Regions from separate parts of the Mus musculus genome. Here region 1 is linked to region 2. The links are chromatin loops, found by intact Hi-C in ENCODE. Cell type or tissue: heart. All regions are shown on one strand. Links, peaks and the distances in the headings refer to the core of each region. The heading gives the core; the rest is flanking DNA. Region 1 holds the start of Tnfrsf1a (tumor necrosis factor receptor superfamily, member 1a). Region 2 holds the start of Gapdh (glyceraldehyde-3-phosphate dehydrogenase).

Region 1 (5,366 bases), core at 133-5,132, 180 kb after region 2:
CAGTCCCTTGTCCCAGGTCTGGAAACCAAACACCATCTTTTCAGTTATTTTTTATTTTAAGATTTACTATTTTTATTTTATACGTATGGCTCTTTGCCTGCATGCATCTCTGTATACCACATGCATACCTGAGGCCAGGAGAGGGTGTCTGATCCCTTGGAACTGGAATTAGTGACAATTATAAGCTGCTATGTGGGTGCTGGGAACCCAACCCTGAACCTTTGCAAGAGCAACAAGTACTTTTAACTACTGAGCCATCTCTCCGGCCGATGCCTTTTCTACTCTTACTCTTACTCATATCTCCTCTGTAAAACTAGCTGGCTTTTCATGTCCTCAAATTCACCTGCTTTTACGGTCTTAAACCGAGTTTTATGGAGCATGCTAGTACCCTGTTGTCTCAAAGCTTCAAAGGTGCTAAGAAAAATCAGCGTTTATCCTAAGCCCTGAAGGAAAGTCCCCTTTTGTTCCAACTTCTAAGTAATAATGGCTTTGGCAGTTTGCACAGATAGACCATTAAAAGTTCCTTGTAATATTAAGCATGGGACCTTGAAGAGTTGTTAATTATTATTTTCAAATTATTGATATTGTAGGATTCTTAACATGTGGCAAACACTTCTAATATTAATATGAATCTTACCACCAAACTAGCCTTGAGAAATGTGCTAGTGTGTTTTGTGTCTATTTGTGTGTGTGTGTGTGTATGTGTGTGTGTGTGTGTGTGTGTGTGTGTGCTGGGGATAAACTTAAGGCCTCATCTATGCTGGGGAAGCCCCACCTCCACCCCCGACCACATACCCACACACACCATTTCTTTTTCCTGGCTTGCTCCCATTGAAAACTGGCCAGTCTGATAGAGGGGGGTGAGCTTCCAGCAGCAGGGACACCTCCAGCTGGTCTTCCGCTCTGCCTTCAGGGTCACAGAGGAGAGGAGACAGCAGGGTTAGGATACTGGAGGTTGGAAGTCAGGGTAGCTCACAGGGAGAAGGGCCAGGAGCTCTGGTTCCAAGTCCCCAAGCCCTATGCCCCTATTCCTGGGTTTTCCCTCCAAGTCTCAAAGTCTCAGCTGCTTTTAAAGGACCGCAGGTTGGTTGAACTGGCATGCATAAAGAAGGTCATTGAGTCTCAAGGGCACTCGAGTGAATAGTGTCCGGGTGTTACAGGGTTCCATTGCACTGAAGACCTGCCCAAATGGGGATGGCAGGAGGCAGCCATCCCTAGTAAGGGATGCTATCAGAAGGTAAGGTCTTACTCAAAAGGACAGAGAGAACTGTGGGCCTTGCAGTAGGAGCTCGGCTGGCATCCTGATTCTCCGAGATCAGCCTCCCAGTGTGCAGAGTCCCGTGGCTTTTTCCTCACCCCTAAAGCTACAGACTGTGGTATAACTATCTTTGAGGTCAGTCCCAACGGATGCATCAGGATATCTAGAGCTGGGTGTGGTGGTGCACACCTGTAGTCTCAGCAGGTAGGAGGTGGGAGGATGAGAAGTACAAGGCCAGCCTCAGCTAGACAGTGAGTTTGAGGCCAGCCGGCTTGGGCTAAATGAAACCCTATTTCACACAGGTTGGAAAGGGGGCCCTGGGAGCCCTTTACAGAAGCCTGAATTCTCATGGCTTCTCTTTGCTATGTCAGGGCAGGCACTTTTCACTCCAAATTAACAACTGGGGAGACAACCAAGGCTTAGGAGAGGGTGCTGCCTGACACCCCCTCACCCGTGCCCCACCGTTGGTGACCGAGCCATGGTGGGCAGCTGAGGGACTTGTCTGGAAGACACAGATGAGAGTCAGTGGGAGTGACCTTGGGTCAGGACCCAGGCAGGGTAGAAAAGAACATTTGATTTCCCTCCCGGTTTGGGCTGACTGGGTAAACGTCCAAGAAAGTGCGATTAGAGGGAACTCAGAGGGAGGGAGAGCGCGAAGCAAAGGAGTTCTCGGCGGGCGAGCATCAGATATTGCCCTCCCCCTAATAACTCCCGCCTGCCGTCCCGTGAGATAGGTGGGCTGGCTTCCTTCCGTGAAATTGACAACAGGCTTAGAGGGGTTAGTCCACCGGTCTAAGCTCACCCACTTCAAAAGCAAAGGAGTCCGAACTGGAATTCTGTGGACTCTCAAGCTCTTAAGTGGTGTTAAGTGGGTTTGGGGCGCCAAGCTACGGGACCCGGGCTACAAAGCGTTAAAGAACCTTGGCCCTCTCCTCACTCCTCCTAGTTCCCTCCCTCCTCCTCCCTCGCCTCTCCCCAGGCTCTTCCGGTCCCGCTCTTGCAACACCACCCCCGCCACTCTCCCTTCCCCTCCTACCTTCTCTCTCCCCTCAGCTTAAATTTTCTCCGAGTTTTCCGAACTCTGGCTCATGATCGGGCCTACTGGGTGCGAGGTCCTGGAGGACCGTACCCTGATCTCTATCTGCCTCTGACTTTCAGCTTCTCGAACTCGAGGCCCAGGCTGCCATCGCCCGGGCCACCTGGTCCGATCATCTTACTTCATTCACGAGCGTTGTCAATTGCTGCCCTGTCCCCAGCCCCAATGGGGGAGTGAGAGGCCACTGCCGGCCGGACATGGGTCTCCCCACCGTGCCTGGCCTGCTGCTGTCACTGGTGAGATGGGAGACTGGAGGGGAGGGTGGGTTGCTAGCGAGGCGCCGGGCAGGAGTGGGCTTGTACTAGGGGTAGAGATGGGGGCAGGGGCTTCTGTGCTTTAGTTTGACGCCAGGTTTGCTGTGCCTCACCTGGGGCTGCCCTGAGATGTGGAAGGGAGAAATCTGAGAGGGAGAGAATCTGGCAAGCCAAGCTGGCAAGCCTGGGCCCCTGACAGTCAAGGTCCTGGCCCGTGTTGGGCTGTGGTCAGGCCAGCTGCTCGGCCAGTGGAGTTAGACGGAGAAGCCTTCTTTCTCTGGCCGAGGTTGAACAGCGTGGGGCAGGGTGTTGGAAGACTGGGTGCTAGGAGAACCGCTTTGGCGGGACGAGTTTGGGAAAGCGTGCTTGGGAGTGGACCCGAAACTGGACAAAGCTGGGCAGCCTTCCGGTCCCAGACTTCTCCCTGAGACAGCCTCTGACCTTCTGCCGCCTCCATTTCTGCTTCCAGACAAGAGGTCCCTCCTGGCGTGACCCTCCTTAAGTAGCTAATACCTCTTTATCTAGGCCATGTATCCTCCTGCTCCCTCCCCACAGACCCAAAAGTCAGTCTCACGGTTTCCAATTCCACAGTTCCAATTGGGGAAGTTGGTAGCAGCTTGTTTTCGTCACTGGAAAATGTACTTTTCTCTGGCCTCGGCCTAGTGTTCATGTTCTCTTGATTTCTGTGTGTCCATAATTATTCTGTGTAGATCCTGGGGGCTCCCTGGCTGTCTGGGTGGGCTGTACCATCGGCGCAGTGTTCTCTGGGTCCTGCCTCTCCCTGGCCCAGCGTTATCCCTGAGACCTGCCTTTTTCTCCCTCCCCTTTCACTCCTCATTCTCTTCTGGTCAGTCTCCAGAGCCTCCTTGCGGGGGTGGGGTGGGGGGGTGGGGGTGGCTCCTTTGTGTCTATTCCCTTCCCTTTCTCTACACACCATTCTAAAGCAGTGGTCCTAGAACCCTGCCTGGGTGTCACCTCCCTTCTCCTGGTCCTGTCCTGTCTCCCAGTCTCTCCTGGGAGACTTGTCAAGGCTGCCCCTCTGGCTGTTCTCCAACTCCCCCACCCACTTAATTCTTTTCTCTTTAGGGGTAGATCACCTGGATTTAGGGCTCAGCCCAGCACCCTTACCCTCATGAACGCAGGCATGTGATGTGACTCCCCCGCTTTTTGTTTCTTTTATTTCCAAAATGTCTACAATGATCAGTACCTCATAGTTGTTATTAAGATTGAGTAGATGGATTTGTGTTAAATATTTATTCATTTCCTTCCCTGCTAGGTCCAATTCAGATTAGGTGAATGATCCCAAAGGGGAGTAAGAAGTATGCCACAAACAGAAAGGACTCAGCTTGGCTTCTCTCTTCTCATCTCTAGCAGTGATACTCGTCACTACTCACGTCACTACTCATTGTGACGGTAGATGTCACAATAACTGTCAGAGTGCAGTGGCCCAGCTAGGTAGAGGAGAGAGGCTGAGCCAGTTGTGGAGGCCCAGGTGAGGGTGGGGGCACCGTGAACAGAAGCAGATCCTGAAGACAAGGCACACGGAAGGCTACTGAAGTCTACATGGGGCTGGCCACTGCCTTATCAGTACAGAGCACAGTGCCTGTGAGGTGTTCAGGTAGGACGAGGTGCTGAGGTCATGAGGCAGTGATGGCCGTGGCAGGGATGTGGCAAGGCCAAGAAGACTTTGCTATTTTTAAAAAGTTTCAGTACAGGAGTGGAAATGACTTTAGAATACTCTGGAGGAAAAGACGTTCCAAGGCCTTGGTGATGTACTATCCCAGAGGCAGAACTGGGGGAGGAGGGTGGGCTATATGCCAACTGTCTTCTTGCTTAATGGCCTTTGCCTGTCTGCTGGGCTGAGCTTGCCTGCATAGACCCTAAGGCTCATAGTGTGTTATCATCTTTGGCTCATGGAGAGCTCTTGAAACTGTGAGCTATGTCCCATCCCCAGCACCTATCCAGGCCCTGAAAAAGAAACCTTGACCGTTGACTAATGGCTTAATCAATTCAGGAACAAGAGATTGGTCAGATGGGAACAAGGCGGGTGTTGCATAGAAAGGAGGACTTGGAACTGGTGTGCAGAAGCCAGGAGGAGGAAGAACAGAGGAGTTGGGCGCCTGGGTTGGGGGAATGGAGAGGTGGGACTTTGAAGTCACAGAAGCTGAACATCTCAGCTCGGGGTGGAGTGGCCATGTTGAGAAATGTGACAGAGAGAGAAGGGCACTCTGGCGTTTGTGAAAAAGAACCTTGAGCCAGTCACCTTGGGGCATGCCTGTTATCCTGGAACTTGGGAGATGGAGGCCAGTGCTCAGATCGAGGCCCAGTTTTGGCTATATAGGGAGCTGGAGGCCAGCCTGGATGACTGAGACTGTGTCTTAAAAACACCAAAAAGAAATAAAGAGTCATGCTTAAGGACCTAGGTGGGGGCCTGTTTTCCTCTTTCCCTCCCTCTCTCCCTCCCTTCCTCCCTCCCTCCCTCCCTCCTCCCTCCCCTTCCTCCTTTGCTATCCACCAAGCAGTCTGGCCAGACTGTGTTCCAAAGAACAGTGAGTTTCTCAGATGTATGTGCTCATGGAAGGATTTATCCATGGAAATGATGTTTGAAGCCAGGCCCTGGAGGTGCAGAGGAAGATTCACACCCAGGTGGTACAAGTTGAAGCCTGAATGTAGATAAGAAACTATGTAGGTAGCCTCAGCCCCTGCAAAGGTTTGAGGCAGGCACATCACTTGAACCAGAAGGTTCGTGGCAGCCTGA
Region 2 (5,366 bases), core at 156-5,155:
ACTGCAAATGGCAGCCCTGGTGACCAGGCGCCCAATACGGCCAAATCTGAAAGACAAGAAACAGGGGAGCTGAGATCAGAACTCCTCATGGGTCTGTAGTGAGCCCCAGGCTATCTCATGTTCTTCAGAGTGGAATACTGTTGCACCATAGGTGTGGAGAACCTGCAGCCATCAGCTATGCACGTACCACAACAAAGGTACAAGCCTTTATGCAGACACAGTACATTAGAAATGTATGCATCAGGAAGTTCATGTTTTGTTCAGAATTCCCTTTAATAAAGCTAGTTGAATGCTTGGATGTACAACCCAAATATAGACTGTTCCCACCCTAGAAAGTCCAAAGAGATCTAATTTTATATTCTTTGAGCAGCCGAGGCCTGGCAGGGCTTTTATAGCACGGTTATAAAGTGGAGGTTTCTTTCCTGTCCAAGAGGTGATTGCTTGCCCAGCAAACCTCCTCCAAGTCATTCTAAGTCTCTTAAGAAGTGGCAGTTTGCCCCAGTCTGGGTACAAGCTTGGCACATCACCCCCATCACTCATGCCCTGGGAAGTTTGTTCCAGCATGGCTGGACTTCAGGCTACACCCCCTGGACAGGGCAGACCTGTGAACTCATTCATCAGCAAGCTCAAAGGGCAAGGCTAAAGGTCAGCGTGAGCAGCACAGGGCGGGCCCACCTGTGTCCTCCAAGTCCCTCGAACTAAGGGGAAAGACTGAGAAAACATGTGGGGGGTTTCCAACCCTAATCCCAGGGCTCGTTCGCGAAACACCTGTTCTTCTCGGGCAAAAATGAGAGCCGGAGCAACAGATGTGTGTAGGGGGAGCAGGGTGGAGAGCCCGCTCAGACCCCAGATCCAGAAAGGTCACACGGCTAAATTTAACCTCAGATCAGGGCGGAGTGGAGAGATCTGGTTTCTGGAGGATGGAACGGGGAGAAGGGCAGGATTCTGAGGCGCAGGGACACCCAATCCTCTTAATGACCTTTACATCCTGGCCTATAGGGCCTGGGTCAGTGCGAGGCTGTGATGGGAAGTGCAGGGGATGGAAGGGGCTGCTACTACAGGAGCCATTTTGTGGTGGAAAATTTCTTTTCAGAACCACCATGACTCAGCTCCCCATCCCACGGCTCTGCACTACGCCATAACTACCTCTGGGGTTGGGAGGTCAAGCGGACCTCTGTAAGTCCGCTTTGATTTTCAGAGAATAATCTAGAATACGCATTATGCCCGAGGACAATAAGGCTCAAGGGCTTTTAAGGCTAATAAGGTGAGACAGATTGTGAGGTAGAACTCTCTCGAGAGCACGGAAGCCTTGCATCACCTGGCCTACAGGATAAAGGACACTCCACCCAGCCGAGAGGAATGAGGTTAGTCACAAGCTAGGAAGAAGGAAGGCCTAAGCAAGATTTCATAACGGCGGTTCATTCATTTCCTTCCCGTTTGCAACATGGCGGCGGCCAGTTACCCTAAAGGAAGCCCAAGCCTGGGAGATGATGCGCAAAGGTATGCACCTCACAACGCCATGCCACCGACCCCGAGGAAGGGGGAGATGGGGGAGGGGCTTCCCTCCTGGCACGTGACTCCTCAGGGCGCGAAAGTAAAGAAAGAAGCCCCGGACTGGGGATTACGGGATGGGTCTGAACGGGCGCGTGGGGTTGTTCCTAATACTTAAGACTCCGGGCCGCTCATCCCCGCAAAGGCGGAGTTACCAGAGGTGCAGCAGCTGGGGGCCGCAAGTGCGAGCCATCGCCAGGTCCGAGCGCTGACCTTGAGGTCTCCTTGGGCGCTTCGGCCACCTCATCCACCTCCCCACAGTACTGCAGAGCCCCCGGGTCAGCAAGACCTGCGTAGGCAACGGAGCAGGGCCCCGCCCTGGAACTCACCCGTTCACACCGACCTTCACCATTTTGTCTACGGGACGAGGCTGCAGGAGAAGAAAATGAGATTAGCGTGGCCCGAAGGACACCAGGCAGTCCCCTCCCCCACCCCGCCTCCATTCCCGCCGTGCGCCCCATCACGTCCTCCATCATCCCCCCCCTGCAATGCGGAGCCTGGGTCCGGCTTGCACACTTCGCACCAGCATCCCTAGACCCGTACAGTGCCCACTCCCCTTCCCAGTTTCCGACTGTCCCCGGCCTCCTGCGGCCCACTCCGCGATTTTCACCTGGCACTGCACAAGAAGATGCGGCCGTCTCTGGAACAGGGAGGAGCAGAGAGCACCAGGGAGGGCTGCAGTCCGTATTTATAGGAACCCGGATGGTGGGGGGGAGCTGATGACGCGCGCCCCGCCTCCCGCCCTGCTTATCCAGTCCTAGCTCAAGGGCGCAGAGGCCTGAGCTACGTGCACCCGTAAAGCCGCGAGTAGCTGGGCCTCTCTCATTTCCCCTCCTCCCTCTCTTTGGACCCGCCTCATTTTTGAAATGTGCACGCACCAAGCGTGTGGGCTCCGAACTGATAGGGGGAGGGGAGCTGAGATTGCCCCGCTCAGGAGGTGACCGGGTGATGGTTCCCAGGATAGGACTCAGGGAATACAGACTATGAACTTAAGGACGAGGAGTCCTTGGAGTGTGCACCAAGGACATCCAGGACCCAGAGACCTGAATGCTGCTTCCCGAGTAAAATGGGAGAACAGGGGAAATGGAGAAGTGTGGGTCTCCCTGCCACTGCATCATCGAACCTCTCCCCATTATTGAAAAGGCTGCGGAAAAGTTGAGGATCTTCTCCTCGTTGTTCTTCGGTAGTGACACAGCAACCCCCCCCCCCGAAAAAAAAAAGAGTGGAAGAAAATGCCAGGGTGGGGGCACTTTTCCTCCCGCGGGAGCCCTCAGGAGCCCCATTTCCCTATCTGCCCCCCCCCCCCTCCTGGCTTCTGTCTTTGGCCAGAGGCCTGGCTTGTGTACCGCGCTGTGAGGGCAAGGGGGTGGCCAGGAAGACGCTTGAAAAGGAGATTGCTACGCCATAGGTCAGGATGCCCTGCAGCCTGGAAACCTGATAATTGAGACTTACAAACACTCTCCTGAGTTTACCTGATGAACCTAAGCTGGGACCCCGGGGTAAGGGCAGCATCCCTCTTAAGGGTTGAATTGGAGGAGGCTCAGAGGCCTCCTATAGTATCCCTCCTCGGAACCTGAGAGCTGCCCCGCCCAGGCTAGGAGACACTGCCCCTTTCACCCACTGTAGCCCCAGGGTGGAGAGTTGGGACGTGAGGGCGGAAGTCCCTCCCCATCCAGGGACGTGCTGACTGGCCCTGGAGCCAGGGACTCTCCTTTTTTGGCTGCCCTCGTGGACACAGGGTGAGATCAGTGAGGGGAGAACACAGGAGAGGAAATATTATACCCCTGAGCCAGGACAGGGAAGCCCCTAGCCTCTTGCCACAAGTGGAAGGGAGAAAAGGCATTCTTTGGTTTTATTTTGTCTTTTCGAGACCGGGATTCTTCACTCCGAAGGGTAGGGAGGCTGGGAAGGGTGGAAGGGCTTGGGAGCACTGTAGCAGGTGCAGGGCAGGGGGACTCTGGCGCCTCTTTGCTAGGCCAGTGCAACATGAAACCAGCCCCCTGCTCATCTAGCTCAAGAGCCTATTGCTAAGTTTAGCTGGCCTGGTGATAACCTTTGCTTAAAAGGCAGGGAGCACGCTGGGCTGCACCCCAAATCTAGTCTTGGCTCCTTGCCCTTCCAGATTGCCCTACCTCCTTGGGGCCCCAGAGCCAAGGCTGTGTTAGACTGACAGCTGTGTGGCCCGTGCCCAGGCTTCCCATGAGCGGGGAGCAGGCCAGATGAACAGGGTGGGAAGGGTGGGAGTGGCCCCAGCGCAGTGGTGGGGAGGAGAGGCATGGCAGATTCAGAGTCCCTTTTCTGCCTTCCTACCGAGGCTCTATGCACAGCGTTAACCCTTTTCCTACCCAAAGAGCCCTTCCATAGCCCAGCCCTAACCTAGTGTTTCAGAGGTGCACCTTCCCTTTTGCCTCACGCCTGTCATCTATCATTACTGTCCCCTCACCAAGAGGTAGGGAGCACTTCAGCAGCACTGTGCTGTTGTCATGGCAGCAGAAACAGCAGTTGTGCCTCCTGCTCCAAGTGACTCAGCAGATTAAGGGCTTGGGGATGGTGGGCACACAGCATGGCTTACAGCTGGACCTCCTGCAGACCCCTTAGTGTAGTGAAGGACTGGCTCTGGGGCGATGGACCTTGTCACCTATAGAACTGAGTGGGGTTCATAATCTCTGCCATTAGCCAGGCTGAGTCATTTGCCAGTCTTCGGGGGATGGGGTGGGGCGCACAGAGGAAACAAACCTTAGGTCTAGAGCAGCATTTCTCAAGTTGTGTACTCCTGACATGCTGTGTTATGGGGCACAATGTGCATGAAGGTGGCCTTCATCTTAAGGCTTTCACTGCAGCCCCCTGCCCCACAAGGCAAACAGAAATAAGTCTCTAGGTATTACCGAATGTTTTCTGGGGTGCAAAGTACCCCAGACTGCTGAGAACTGTTCACGTGAACCTAGAAACCGCATAATTCTGCACAGCAGAGTTTCAGTTGTGCAAGGATGAGGCACCACAGGGGCCATGAAGATCCAGACACAGCTCAGGGCTAAGGATGGGACAGACCAGCCAGGACAGGATGCTTAAAAGTCTATAAAAACATTTATTCATTAGAAAACAGCAATTGGCACAGGCTCGGAGAAAGGGAAAGTGGCAGCAGGGCTCTAAGAGAAAGACCTCAATGCAAAGGCCATTTCCATGTTAAAACCACAGACAACAAGCACTTCTACAAGGGGGGGGGGGCACTGAATCCAAGATCATCCAGTAAGATACCCTGCACGGCAGGGACGGGAGTAGGCAAAGGCAGCTCCTAGGACCTGTGTCTTCGCCCAGATGCTCTGCGGATGGGGGTGGTTCTCTTGGGTGTCTCTTCTTCTGTCATCTCTGCTGAAAGTTCTATTCAAAGAATTATAGGAACAAAAGCTGAGTCATAAAGATGGGGCAAAATGGATCTCAAAGTAAACACATGCGCGCGTGCGCACGCGCACACGTGTGCACACACACACACAAACACACACACAAACACACACGCACACGGCACACTGTGAAAGTCAGCCGAGCTGCATAGTGAGGAAGACATGGCCAGGAAGAATGAATCCACAGCTAGGCAAGCCCCACTGGAAGACCCCACACAGGCAGCTGATCTGTTGGGAGGGTGTATCATACCGTCCTCACTGGACTCGTCACTCAAGAAGACAACTTTGGCTTTCCTCTGGGACTTCTTGCGCTGCTGAGTTTGTGGACGACCAGGTTTGGTACGTCGCGGCTTAGGTGTGACAAAGTCATTGTCTGAGTCTACAGAAGTCAGAGGCTGTAGCCTTGAGACTAGAAAA

Evidence for each region. A loop is a pair of places that touch in the nucleus more often than their neighbours do. Peaks named below come from ENCODE experiments on the same cell type or tissue, not always from the same donor. Only the 100,000 strongest peaks of a DNase experiment are listed, where the experiment ranks them.
Region 1: it touches region 2 in a loop (6-fold over the local background); 1 of 42 quality-filtered maps calls a loop at or near these places.

Annotation. Positions count from the first base shown.
Region 1 is chr6:125,347,473-125,352,838 of GRCm38, forward strand. It overlaps Tnfrsf1a (tumor necrosis factor receptor superfamily, member 1a), which reads left to right and starts at 2,251. Exons shown (of 10, transcript NM_011609.4): 1 at 2,251-2,590. The coding sequence starts at 2,552. In heart, for the core only: no CTCF peak of the experiment used is centred there; DNase peaks (open chromatin) are centred at 1,839, 2,249, 4,149, 4,419 and 2 weaker places; H3K4me3 peaks cover 2,520 bases; H3K27ac peaks cover 3,077 bases.
Region 2 is chr6:125,163,391-125,168,756 of GRCm38, forward strand. Gapdh (glyceraldehyde-3-phosphate dehydrogenase) reads right to left here and starts at 2,383. Exons shown (of 7, transcript NM_008084.3): 1 at 2,162-2,383; 2 at 1,881-1,921; 3 at 1-46. The coding sequence starts at 1,903. It overlaps Ncapd2 (non-SMC condensin I complex, subunit D2), which reads right to left. Exons shown (of 32, transcript NM_146171.1): 31 at 5,200-5,358; 32 at 4,617-4,929. The coding sequence ends at 4,844. In heart, for the core only: no CTCF peak of the experiment used is centred there; DNase peaks (open chromatin) are centred at 1,651, 2,271, 3,201, 3,621 and 2 weaker places; H3K4me3 peaks cover 4,478 bases; H3K27ac peaks cover 5,000 bases.